Regions from separate parts of the Homo sapiens genome. Here region 2 is linked to region 1. The links are chromatin contacts, found by Hi-C or POLR2A ChIA-PET in ENCODE. All regions are on one chromosome and are shown on one strand. Each heading gives the region's core, a stretch centred on a gene start or an enhancer-like site at or near the end of the contact. The rest is flanking DNA. Distances are from core to core; before and after follow the strand shown.

Region 1 (6,283 bases), core at 1,229-3,728:
AGACAAGTACTGCCTCTTTAAAAAGACAACCTAAGAAACCTTCCCAACCCAAGTTCATGCAACTGCTTTTTCAGAGCCTAAAGCGGGCATTCCAAACAGCACACAGAGTTATAGCTTCTGTTGGGCGGAAGCCTGTGGACGGGACAAGGCCAGACAATTTGTGGGCAAGCAAAAACTATTATCCAAAACAAAATGCCAGGGACTATTGCTTACCAAGCAGTATCAAAAGAGACAAGAGGTCAGCTGACAAGCTAACGCCAGCAGGCTCAACCATTAAGCAGGAGGACATATTGTGGGGAGGAACGGTCCAGTGCAGATCAGCTCAACAGCCAAGAAGAGCTTACTCTTTCCAACCCAGACCTCTTCGACTGCCCAAGCCCACAGATTCCCAAAGTGGTATTGCTTTCCAAACTGCCTCAGTGGGGCAGCCTCTGAGAACTGTTCAAAAGGACAGTAGTAGCAGATCAAAGAAAAACTTCTATAGAAATGAAACCTCCAGCCAGGAGTCTAAGAACTTGTCCACACCAGGAACCAGAGTTCAGGCCCGAGGAAGAATCCTACCTGGTTCCCCTGTGAAGAGAACCTGGCACCGACATCTTAAAGACAAACTCACACACAAGGAGCATAACCACCCCAGCTTCTATAGGGAGAGAACCCCACGCGGTCCTTCTGAGAGAACCCGTCATAACCCCTCTTGGAGAAACCATCGCAGTCCCTCTGAGAGAAGCCAACGCAGTTCCTTGGAGAGAAGACATCACAGTCCCTCTCAGAGGAGCCACTGCAGTCCCTCTAGGAAAAACCATTCCAGTCCTTCTGAGAGAAGCTGGCGCAGTCCGTCTCAGAGAAATCACTGCAGTCCCCCCGAGAGGAGCTGTCACAGTCTCTCTGAAAGGGGCCTTCACAGTCCCTCTCAGAGGAGCCATCGCGGTCCCTCTCAGAGAAGACATCACAGTCCCTCAGAGAGAAGCCATCGCAGTCCCTCAGAGAGAAGCCATCGCAGTTCCTCTGAGAGAAGACATCGCAGTCCCTCCCAGAGGAGCCATCGCGGTCCCTCAGAGAGAAGCCATTGCAGTCCCTCTGAGAGAAGACATCGCAGTCCCTCTCAGAGGAGCCATCGTGGTCCCTCTGAGAGAAGACATCACAGTCCCTCTAAGAGAAGCCATCGCAGTCCCGCTCGGAGGAGCCATCGCAGTCCCTCAGAGAGAAGCCATCACAGTCCCTCTGAGAGAAGCCATCACAGTCCCTCTGAGAGAAGACATCACAGTCCCTCTGAGAGAAGCCATTGCAGTCCCTCTGAGAGAAGCCATTGCAGTCCCTCTGAGAGAAGACATCGCAGTCCCTCTGAGAGAAGACATCACAGTCCCTCAGAGAAAAGCCATCACAGTCCCTCTGAGAGAAGCCATCACAGTCCCTCTGAGAGAAGACGTCACAGTCCCTTGGAGAGGAGCCGTCACAGTCTCTTGGAGAGGAGCCATCGCAGTCCCTCTGAGAGGAGATCTCACAGGTCCTTTGAGAGGAGCCATCGTAGGATTTCTGAGAGAAGTCACAGTCCCTCAGAGAAGAGCCACCTCAGTCCCTTGGAAAGAAGCCGTTGCAGTCCCTCTGAGAGGAGAGGACACAGTTCCTCTGGGAAAACCTGTCACAGTCCCTCTGAGAGAAGCCATCGCAGTCCCTCCGGGATGAGGCAAGGGAGGACCTCTGAGAGGAGCCATCGCAGTTCCTGTGAGAGAACCCGTCACAGTCCCTCTGAGATGAGGCCAGGGAGGCCCTCTGGGAGGAACCATTGCAGTCCCTCTGAGAGGAGCCGACGCAGTCCCCTTAAGGAGGGACTCAAGTACAGTTTCCCTGGAGAGAGGCCCAGCCATAGTTTGTCTAGAGATTTCAAGAATCAAACAACTCTCCTCGGGACCACACATAAAAATCCCAAAGCAGGGCAAGTGTGGAGGCCTGAAGCTACTCGATGAGGCGAGGTCCGCCCCTATTATTCATTGTCCTAAGTCTTCATCGTGCTGCCCTTTCCAGGCTTCTTTCCTGCTCAGCCACTGCCTCCAATTCCTGCGCCCCCAGCGTGGAAAGGCTTCCATTTCTCTCTACCGGGGGGGAGGCGGGTGAGAATGGGTCTGTAATTTCTCTAAGATGAATAAAGGGGCAGTAAATGATCTTCCTGTGCATCTGGACTGAGACCACTGGGCGGGTGGATGGGGAAGGCAGGCTGGAGGGACACGAGGAGTTGTGCAAAGATTCGGAATGAGAGCCAGGGGTTTTGAGGCCCAGCCGAGGCTCCAAGCTCCGCCCCTTCACTCCAGACCCCACCCATAGGTTCCCGGGTCCCGCGTCGCGATCCCAGTGGGGCGGGGTCTCAGAGGAATCGGAGGGTGACTCATCACGTGACTCGCTCCGGCCGCAGCCCCCTCGGAAGCTGCTAGGCGGAAGTAGAAGTTCAGAAGAGGGCTAGGCGGAGCCGAGCCCACATCCGGGAGAGGAGAGCGGAAGTGGCGTTGGTCTGGCCGGAGCCCTTGGGTGAAATTGTTAGGCGTGGAGAGGGAGTGATGTCTTCCAGACTCGGTGCTGTACCCGCCGTGAGTTTCTTGGTTTGACCGTTATGCTTTAGAGGTAGCGCTGTCGAGCCCGGAACACGCGGTCCCTCGCTTTTGTCCCATGCTGAGTTGGTTTTATCAGAGGCCATCGTAGGCCCCACCCTTCTAGATCAGATCACCTGTCCCTTTTTCTTTACCCACGTTCTGCTGCCTGTTCCCCACCTCCTTGGATTTAATTCCTCGCCACATTACCATTAGTTTCTATTCCTTTTACATCCCCAATGTCTCTCATATCCGTTGTCTTTTCTTTTGGCCTCCCTTTTAGAGCCTGGGACAGGGCTTTGAGAATGGGGGAAGACGAAGGCTCTGGTATTGTTACCCGCCTTTGCACTGCTGGAAGATAGGACAGCATATTTTTCCTAAAAGGTGTTGCCTTCTTGTGTTTGAGGTGGTTTCCCCGGGAGAACTTCATTTCTTCTGGGCATAGGGGAATTCGTCTTTTTGTGGTCGAGGTTCAGAGGTCCCTAGCACTCACTCGTGTGCTTGTGATTTGCTAGACTTCGGGACCCACAACCTTTAAGCAGCAGAGGAGCACGAGGATCGTGGGAGCTAAGAAGTAAGTGAGGTTTTCTAAGGTCCTTTTATGATTGTGTCACCAGCGCTGACCAGTAGAACTTCTTCCTGTGATGAAAATGTTCTGTATCTGCATTGTCCAGTATCATAGCCACTAACCCGGTGTGGATTTTGAGCAGTTGAAATGTGGCTAGTGCAACTGAGGGACTGAATTTTAAATTTTATTTGCCAAGTGAGTGAGGTTTTTCTAAGGTTCTTTTGTGATTTTGTGGCCAGCGCTGTCCAGTGGAACTTCTTGTGACGAAAATGTTCTGTATCTGCACTGTCTAGTATCATAGCTACTAGCCCCGTACGCCTTTTGAGCGCTTGAAATGTGGCTAGTGCGACTGAGGGATTGAATTTTAAATTTTATTTAATTTTAACTAACGTTAAATAGCCACCTGTAGCTCGTGGCTATCGGATTGGACAGTGTAGGTCTAAGTCTAGTGTGTGGGAGAAAAACCTAGCTTGCAAAAAAAAAGTACAAATTGTAATAAAAATGGAACCAAAGACTCAGTGGTAATTCTGTATTTCTCCAGACATGAAATTCGTGCTCATAAATACACTGATGAACTTGGGATGGATGATAAAAATGGCCGTAAGAAATCCTTGTATTTTTAAACTACTTGTCTGTAAGACTGGTTTATTATTTAGTACACTGAAGGTGCTTAGTTTTTCCATGGTTAATACAAAAGAAAACATTCTTGTTAACTAGACATTAAATGGATTCATTCATTCAGGTGACATTTACTACATGTTTGCTGTGCGCCAGTTCTGTAGTAGGTTAGGAATACAGGCATGAAAAACAACTAGCAGTCTAGAAGGGGAGATAGGCAAGTAGGTCAACACAGTTCATTGTAATAAGTAAGTATTTTTAAGTAGGAATTTAATTTAGCCTTTGAGGAAGGGGAGTGATAGTTTGGAAGGGAAGGATTATCAGAGCAGGTCACTCCTAAGTAGAAACTTGAAAGTTGAGGAATCATGCAGTTAGTGAGAAGGAGAAAGGTTTTTCAGAACAGAGAACAGCATGTGAACGTGTGGAAAGAGTTAATGGGATAGTAAGTAGTTCTGTATGTCTGGGATAGAGGATGAGGGATTGCAGGGAGAGCGTTTAGAGAGGTTAGTAGGGGCTAGACCATGGAGGACCTGTTACGGCATGCTAAAGTGTTTGGATTTTATCCTGGAAGAGATAATGAGGGAATGACATAGCCAGATATTGGTCTTAGGCCACTCTGGCAGCATTATGAAGGATGGATTTGGAAGGGTACTGGGAAACTGGTTCAGAGGTTATTATGATAACCTAAGAGATGAATAAAGAACATGTAGCCTATGGTGGGAACAATATACAGGGAATACGTAGGGAACAACGTATAGGGAATGTACAGGTGGTGATGATGAGAAGTGAGTAAGAGAAGGAAGATAGGATGTCTATGGGTTTCTGGCTTTGGCCATCAGGTGAATTTTGGAGTAATTCACAGAACTACAAATTTCTGAATGAGGAGCAACATTTGGAACAAAAACAAATAGGTTTGGACCTCAGATGAAGAGCTGGTCTGAAATACAGAATTGGGAATTATCAGCTATAAAAAATAATTGGAAACATGATGTTTTCTTCCACAAGCTGAGAGTTTTAATGAGCTCTTCTAGTTAAAGTGGTTAGAGCAATGTTTCTCAGTATGTACCTTGGTCACCTAGAGATAATTGTTAAAAAATAAGATTATTAGGCCCCCATCCATTAACCAGATTTGGAATCATTGGGTTTAGGGCATAGAAATCTTTACTTTTAACTAGCTTCCTAGGAGATTGTGACATTTGAGAGTCAATGGTGAGAAGTGAGACCAGAGAAGAGTAGAGGAGGAAATCATGGAGAACACTAGCTTTTAAAGATTGGGTAGAATTAAATAAGTTTACAAAGGATACCGAGATGAACTAAAGTACTTTTCTAATGAAATCTAAATATTTGCACATGGAAGAATGAGCTAGGGGCTCTTAAAAATTTTTGGTAGATCAGAAAGGAGTTGAAAATAGGCTAAACTTTTTATGTTTGTGATCAGAAGCTGAGAGTTGCCACACTGGTGGCAACAAATTATAAAATAAATGCAATTATGATAGTCATTGTATCACAACAAAGCTTTTTCTTGTTATATGTATGGAAAGGGAAGTTTGAGCTTAATCTGGTTTTTTTTACAAATAATCAAATGTCCTGGGGTTGATGGGTAGATATTGTAAAATACTTGAGAATTGTTTTTGTTGAGTGCTTTAAAAATAAAACATGAGACCTGGAGGAGGGATTCCCTAACCACCTTGATTTAATCTCCAAGAGTTAATTATGATCATATGAACTGTTGCCTTTTCAGTATGCTTATGCTTATTCATAAGAGGGTATATGGGTACTGTATTTCTGAGTCCTACACTGATAGTAAGAAATTCCTACATGGAGAGTTTCCTAAGAGTTATTACATGGGACTCAGCTCTTAATGGCCTGTTGGTACCATCAAGTCTTTGTTGTTGTTGTTGTTGTTGTTGTTGTTGTTGGAGATGGAGTCTTGCTCTGTCGCCTAGGCTGGAGTGCAGTGGCATGATCTCGGCTCACCACAACCTCCACCTCCTGGGTTCAAGCAATTCTCCTGCCTCAGCCTCCCGAGTAGCTGGGATTACAGGTGCACACCGCTGTGCCCTGCTAAGTTTTTGTATTTTAGTAGAGAAGGGGTTTCACAGTGTTGCCCAGGCTGGTCTTGAACTCCTGAGCTCAGGCAGTTCGCCCATCTTGGCCTTCCAAAGTGCTAGGATTACAGGCATGAGCCACTGCGCCTGTCCCATCAAGTGTTTCTAGCATTGTTTGGGATGGTAGGTTTTGGCCTTAGAGGCCTGCCAGTCCATTAATTTTTAAAAATACCTTTATTGAGGTATAATTAGAGTACAATAGACTGCACATATTTAAAGCGTACACTATGGTCAGCTTTGACGTATGTCTGTACCCGTGAAACCATTGCCACAATCAAGATAATAAACATTTTCATCTCTCTCAAAAGTTTGTTCATGTCTCTGCCATTTCTTCCTCCACTCCTGTCCACGGGCACCACTGTACAGTGGTTTGCATATTCTAGGATTTTATATAAATGAAGTCACACAGT
Region 2 (6,283 bases), core at 2,395-4,894, 46 kb before region 1:
AGAGACTGTTTTTATCACTTGTGGAATACATCTCATTTTAAAACACACATAGAATTTTTATAATTGACCATAGACTGGGATAAAATCTCAAACATTTCAACGGATTGAAATGATTTGAAGTATGTATTCTGATTACAATGTGACTTGGTTAGATAACTTTTCTAGTTATCTAACCATATATGTAGAATCCCCATATATGTAGAAATTTAAACATGAATTTCTAAATAATCCATGGATCAAAGAAATCAATATGGGAACTAGAAAATAGTTGGAACTAAATGATAACAAAAATTCTACATATCACAACTGGTGACATGCAGCTGAAGTAGTACTTGGGAGGAAACATACCCGATTTGCATATATTAGGGGGAAAGAGCTGAAAATGAATGATTTAGGCATTCATCTCAAGAAGAAAGTTAGAAAAATAGCATCAAAATACATCCAAAGAAAGTAGAAACGAGGAAATAAGGCAAAGGCAGAAATTATTGAAATAGAAAACAAACATACAAAGTTAGTTCTTTGAAAGGATTGACAAAATTGAACAATCTCTAGCAAGATAGGCCAAAGAAAAGGGGAAAAAACCCACAAATAACCAACACCATGAAAACAAAGGAGACATGACGACATTTGAATAACTTTGTCAATACATTTGAAAATGTAGATTAAATGGAAAAATTACTAGAAAATATACCTTCCAAAGCTGACTCAAAAAAAACCTCTCATGGCTGGCTACAATGGCTCGTGCCTGTAATATCAGCTACTCAGGAGGCTGAGACAAGAGAATTGCCAGAGGCCAGGCGTTCAAGACCAGCTGGGGCAACATAGTGAGACCCTCATTTTTAATTTTAAAGTAATTAATTTTTATTCCCCCCCATTCTCAATAGTATAATAATCTTCAAAAAAATGGAATATGTAGTCAAAAATCCTCACTCAAAAAGAACTCCAGGTTTGTATGGTTTTGCTGATGAGTTCTACCAAAAATTGAAGGATCAAAGGGTTCCAATCTTACACAAACTCTTTCAGAGCATTTAAAAAAAGAGGAAACATTCTCTAACTCTTGAATCCAGCATAACTTTGACACTAAAAACCTGACGAGGACAGAAAAAGAGAGAAAAATTTCAGGCTGGCCTTGATCATGAAAATAGATGGCTGGGCGTGGTGGCTCACGCTTGTAATCCCAGCACTTTGGGATGCCAAGGCGGGTGGATCGCTAGAGTCCAGGAGTTCAAGACCAGCCTGGGTAACATGGCAAAATTCCATCTCTACAAAAAATACAAAAATTAGCCAGGCATGGTGGCACATGCCTGTGGTCCTAGCTACTTGAGAGGCTGAGGTGGGAGGATCGCTTGAGCCCGGGAGGTGGAGGTTCCAGTGAGCCGTGATCATGCCACTGCACTCCAGCCTGGGGGACAGAACAAGACCCTGTCTCAAAAAAAAAAAGATGCAAATATTCTAAACAAAATATTAGCAATTGGAATGCAATAATTTATTTAAAGTCTAAATGGCCAATTAACTTATGAAAGTGTGTTTTAACTTTAGTAATCAGAGAAATTCAAGTTAAAACCACAATGAAATACCACTATCACACACACCACATTGGCTTAAATTAAACAGCTTGACAATACCATGTGTTGAGATGAAAATAGAGCAAGAAGAACTACCATTCACCACTGGTAGAAGTAGAAATTGACATATCCACTTTGGAAAGCAGCTTGGCACTGTCCACTAAAGTTTGTTACACATACGCTATAACTTAGCAATTCCATTCCTAGGTAGACACTGTACAGCAGGTATTCTCAAAGTATGGTCCCTGCATCAACAGCATCAGCATCACCTGGGAACTTTGAAATGCCAAATCTTTGGGCTCCACTCCAAACCTACTCAACCAGCAACTATAGGTGTAGGGCCCGGCAATCTGGTTTATAATAAACCCTCCACATGACTGTAATGCATTTTAAAGTTTGAGAACTACTGCCATAGAGAATTAGGAACTTGTGTTTACCAAGATGCATGGACAAGGATGTTTTTGACAGCATTGTTTATAATAAGCAAACACTGAAAAGAAGCCCAATATCCATCAATACCATAATGGATAAATATGTTATAGAATAGTTATATAATACAATGAAATATTAAAAAATGATGAATTACAGCTATACAAAATATGATGGCTATCTCAAACATAATGGTGAGTAAATATTTAAGACACAAAGAATACATTTTTATATCCATATAGAGAAAGGTTCTTGTCAAACTATATATATAATATATAAATATGTTTTATATATTATATACATAATGTTTTAAGAACCCAAAACTATGTCTTCAGTTCTAATCTTTTTTTAGAACTCCAGGCTGGCATATAACTAGTACTTGCCACTTAATGTGTGTTCAGCTCATATTACATATCCATATCTTATTCTTTATCGTTATAATCTGTATAGTGACCACAGAGTATTCATAATATGGGTATAGCACATTTATTTAACTACTTTCTTCTTGATGGGCTTTTCTAGAACATTGCTTAGGCTGCCCCTGTAGGCTGAAAATTCTATGAGGTAGATACCTCATCTGTCCTCTAAGACATTACCTGCTGTTCAATAGTTCATCGAGTTGCTTTTCCAGATTAACTTTCCTATAAGAAAAAAGAATGCCTTGGCCAGTTTTATTAATCTTTGTTATAGAATGAATTGATTCCTTGTACATTTTTTGTTTATAGTGAATTAGCCCTAGAGAATCCAGTCAAGTCTGGATGACATGATGGAATAAATGTTCTAGACTTGGAAAATGAGACTGTAGATTCTGGGGTAGAGTGATCCTCTAAGGTAATTTAATTTCCCTCTCTGACATCTCTTTTCCATCTCAATGCAATAGCAGCTAGAAAATGTGTCAAGCCTTAGACTTAGGAAACCGTTTATCTCAAATTTTCTGAGAGTACCTACTTAAAATATCCTAGCTTTCTTAAATTTACTTGACCTTGGCCGGGTGCGGTGGCTCACGCCTGTAATCCCAGCACTTTGGGAGGCTGAGGCGGGTGGATCACGAGGTCAAGAGATCGAGACTAGCCTGGCAAACATGGTGAAACCCCGTCTCTACTAAAAATACAAAAATTAGCTGGGTGTGGTGTCGCGTGCCTGTAATCCCAGCAACTTGGGAGGCTGAGGCAGAGAATTGCTTGAACCTGTGAGGCGGAGGTTGCAGTGAGCTGAGATTGTGCCACTGCACTCCAGCCTGGAGACAGAGTGAGATTCCATCTCAAAAAAATAAAAATTACTTGACTTTGTATTCTAGTTTGTGGTTTGGGGCATTTAACACCATATCTGGACTTCCAGGGAGTGACTGGCTCCAGAGAAAATGCTTGTAGGGCAGAACAGGCCACTTGGGAGGCCTGCTTCTTTAAAACCTTGCCTACATACTCCCTACTTAATGACAAGCTGTCTAGCCCAGTCCTAGAAGAGTCATAAAGGAGTTCTTCCCTGAGCTTTGGCTGTCAGAGTGGAGCCTGTGGACAGCTGCAGGAAGGGGCAGCAGATTGTACTTTGGGTATGGCTCAGAGAAGAGAGCTAAGTAGCATGCACATTGGCTGGATGCTGTCAGATTTACCTTGGGATGCCCATTGTGATGTCATATGAAGTCACAGCCTTGAGGCAGAAAACTCTGGCTGAGAAGAGCATGGGGTTGAGAAATGGCACCAATTTGGGGGATGGACGTCCCACTGCCATCAGATATCAGCCTTCTATTATTGTTTGTTTTTTTTATTTGGCGGCTTTGGACACTGTTTTCCAGGAATCGGAGCTGGAAGCAGGTGGCAGCCAAGATAAACTCAGAGGTATGTGATGTAGCCCTCCCTTGAAACTAACTGGTCCCGCTCCTGAGGCCATAGAAACTGCCATACTTTGGGCCATGGGAGGAACTGGATGCAGGGAGAGGGGAGTTGAGACAGTGCCCATGGATAGTCTTCCTATAGATCACTATAAATCCTTTTTCCTTCAATTCATTTCAACAGACCTAGAGACTATCGCCATTCTCTAGGAGCTCGAGGTGAAGTGGGGGAGATGGATATACACATAACTGGAAAGAGAATGTGATTAAGAGTTAATAGAGGTATAAATGTTGCTGACATGGGAGGTAGACAGTATTTTGAACTAGGGGGCTCTATAAAATACCACCTGGGAGAGCTCAGGTTTGAGTGTGCTTCAGAGGAAGAGTGGGATTTTGAAGGTGGTTGGAGTGAATAGAGGAAGGCAGTGGAAACCTTTTAAAAAAGAGGGAATACATTGGAAAAAAGATGTGGGAAAGGGAAGCGTATTGGATGTGTTTGAGGAGAGATGTCACCAATCTGGATGGAGCATAGGACTGTAGGGACTCAGAGAGAGAAAAGATTGACAAGTTAACAGAGGTCACACTGTAGAGCTTTGAACGCCAGGCTGAATACTTGGTATAAATACAACTCTGTGCAGTTTGAAAGACATCAAAGATTTTAAAGCCAGATAAAAATGTGCTTAGATCTGTGCTTTGAGGAGCACTTCTTAAACTTTAACATGCATATGAATCACCTGGGGGATCTTGTTAAAAAGCAGATTCTGATGTAGTAAGTCTGGGGTAGGGACTGAGTTTCTACAATTCTAGCAAGCTCCCAGATGCTGCTGCTGCCCTTGGAATGAGGGCCACACAGTAAGAATGAGGTTTTGAATACCTCCAGTAAGCTTATATGGTAGTTCTCTGGCATAGCTAGGCCATTTTCATGGTTTAGTGGGAAGAAGCGAGGAAACAAAAATATCAGAGTGGCACGGTGAAAAAGAGAACGTAGCCGGGCGTGGTGGCTCTCGCCTGTAATCCCAGCACTTTGGGAGGCAGAGGTGGGCAGATCACTTGAGGTCAGGAGTTCGAGACCAGCCTGGCCAACATGGTGGAACCCCGTCTCTACTAAAAATACTAAATTAGCCAGGCGTGGTGGCGTGCACCTGTAGTCTTAGCTACCGGGGAGGCTGAAGCAGGGGAAACACTTGAACCTGGGAGGCAGAGGTTGCAGTGAGCTGAGACCACGCCATTGCACTCCAGCCTGGGTGACAGAGCGAGACTCTGTCTCAAAAAAAAAAAGGAAAAGAGAACATAAATTAATTCCCCAAGTATTTATCACCTGCTCCTACCCCCATTTCCACTCCTCTGTGCACTATTGATACAGCAGTAAGTGGAAGAGAAAAAAATATCTGCTATCAGGGATGTGAAAGTGGAGGAGGTATTGGGGTGAATGTTTGGATGTGGAAGGTGTTGCAAGACTCCCTTGCAAAGGAGGGAGAAGGGACTGAGTCTATTTTTCCTGATGCAAAGAGTTAATTATAAACATTATCATCATTTTCTTTTTTTTTTTTTTTTTTTTTTTTTAATTGATCATTCTTGGGTGTTTCTCGCAGAGGGGGATTTGGCAGGGTCATAGGACAATAGTGGAGGGAAGGTCAGTAGATAAACAAGTGAACAAAGGTCTCTGGTTTTCCTAGCCAGAGGACCCTGCGGCCTTCCGGCCTTCCGCAGTGTTTGTGTCCCTGGGTACTTAAGATTAGGGAGTGGTGATGACTCTTAACGAGCATGCTGCCTTCAAGCATCTGTTTAACAAAGCACATCTTGCACCGCCCTTAATCCATTTAACCCTGAGTGGACACAGCACATGTTTCAGAGAGCACAGGGTTGGGGATAAGGTCACAGATCAACAGGATCCCAAGGCAGAAGAATTTTTCTTAGTACAGAACAAAATGAAAAGTCTCCCATGTCTACTTCTATCCACACAGACCCGGCAACCATCCGATTTCTCAATTTTTTCCCCACTCTTCCCGCCTTTCTATTCCACAAAACCGCCATTGTCATCATGGCCCATCCCCAATGAGCCGCTGGGCACACCTCCCAGACGGGGCCGTGGCCGGGCAGAGGGGCTCCTCACTTCCCAGTAGGGGCGGCCGGGCAGAAGCGCCCCTCACCTCCCGGATGGGGCGGCTGGCCGGGCGGGGGGCTGACCCCCCCCGCCCCCGGACGGGGCGGCTGGCCAGGCAGAGGGGTCCTCACTTCCCAGTAGGGGCGGCCGGGCAGAGGCGCCCCTCACCTCCCGGACCGGGCGGCTGGCCAGGCGTGGGGCTGATCCCCCCCACCTCCCTCCCGGATGGGGCGGCTGGCCGGGCGGGGGGCTGACCCCCCCACCTCCCTCCCGGACGGGGCGGCTGGCCAGGCGGGGGGCTGATCCCCCCACCTCCCTCCCGGACTGGGCGGCTGGCCGGGCGGGGGGCTGACCCCC

Evidence for each region. A loop is a pair of places that touch in the nucleus more often than their neighbours do. ChIA-PET counts read pairs that join two places held with the same protein, here RNA polymerase II (POLR2A). Pooled maps may share reads with other maps.
Region 2: a map of K562 shows a loop between it and region 1 (2.2-fold over the local background). The contact joins the promoter of SPATA31H1 here to the promoter of ZNF512 in region 1. A Hi-C loop is called at or near these places in 1 of 168 maps with a recorded cell type or tissue (K562) and 2 of 50 pooled maps. POLR2A ChIA-PET finds 5 or more read pairs at or near these places in 5 of 52 experiments (BJ, H1, HEK293 and 2 more).

What each region holds. Positions count from the first base shown.
Region 1 is chr2:27,580,564-27,586,846 of GRCh38, forward strand. ZNF512 (zinc finger protein 512) reads left to right here and starts at 2,479. Exons shown (of 14, transcript NM_032434.4): 1 at 2,479-2,579; 2 at 3,095-3,153. The coding sequence starts at 2,550. It overlaps SPATA31H1 (SPATA31 subfamily H member 1), which reads left to right. Exons shown (of 5, transcript NM_032266.5): 5 at 1-2,159. The coding sequence ends at 1,964. RefSeq lists an enhancer at 2,277-2,726.
Region 2 is chr2:27,533,742-27,540,024 of GRCh38, forward strand. SPATA31H1 (SPATA31 subfamily H member 1) reads left to right here and starts at 3,645. Exons shown (of 5, transcript NM_032266.5): 1 at 3,645-3,829. The coding sequence starts at 3,686. RefSeq lists an enhancer at 3,641-3,935.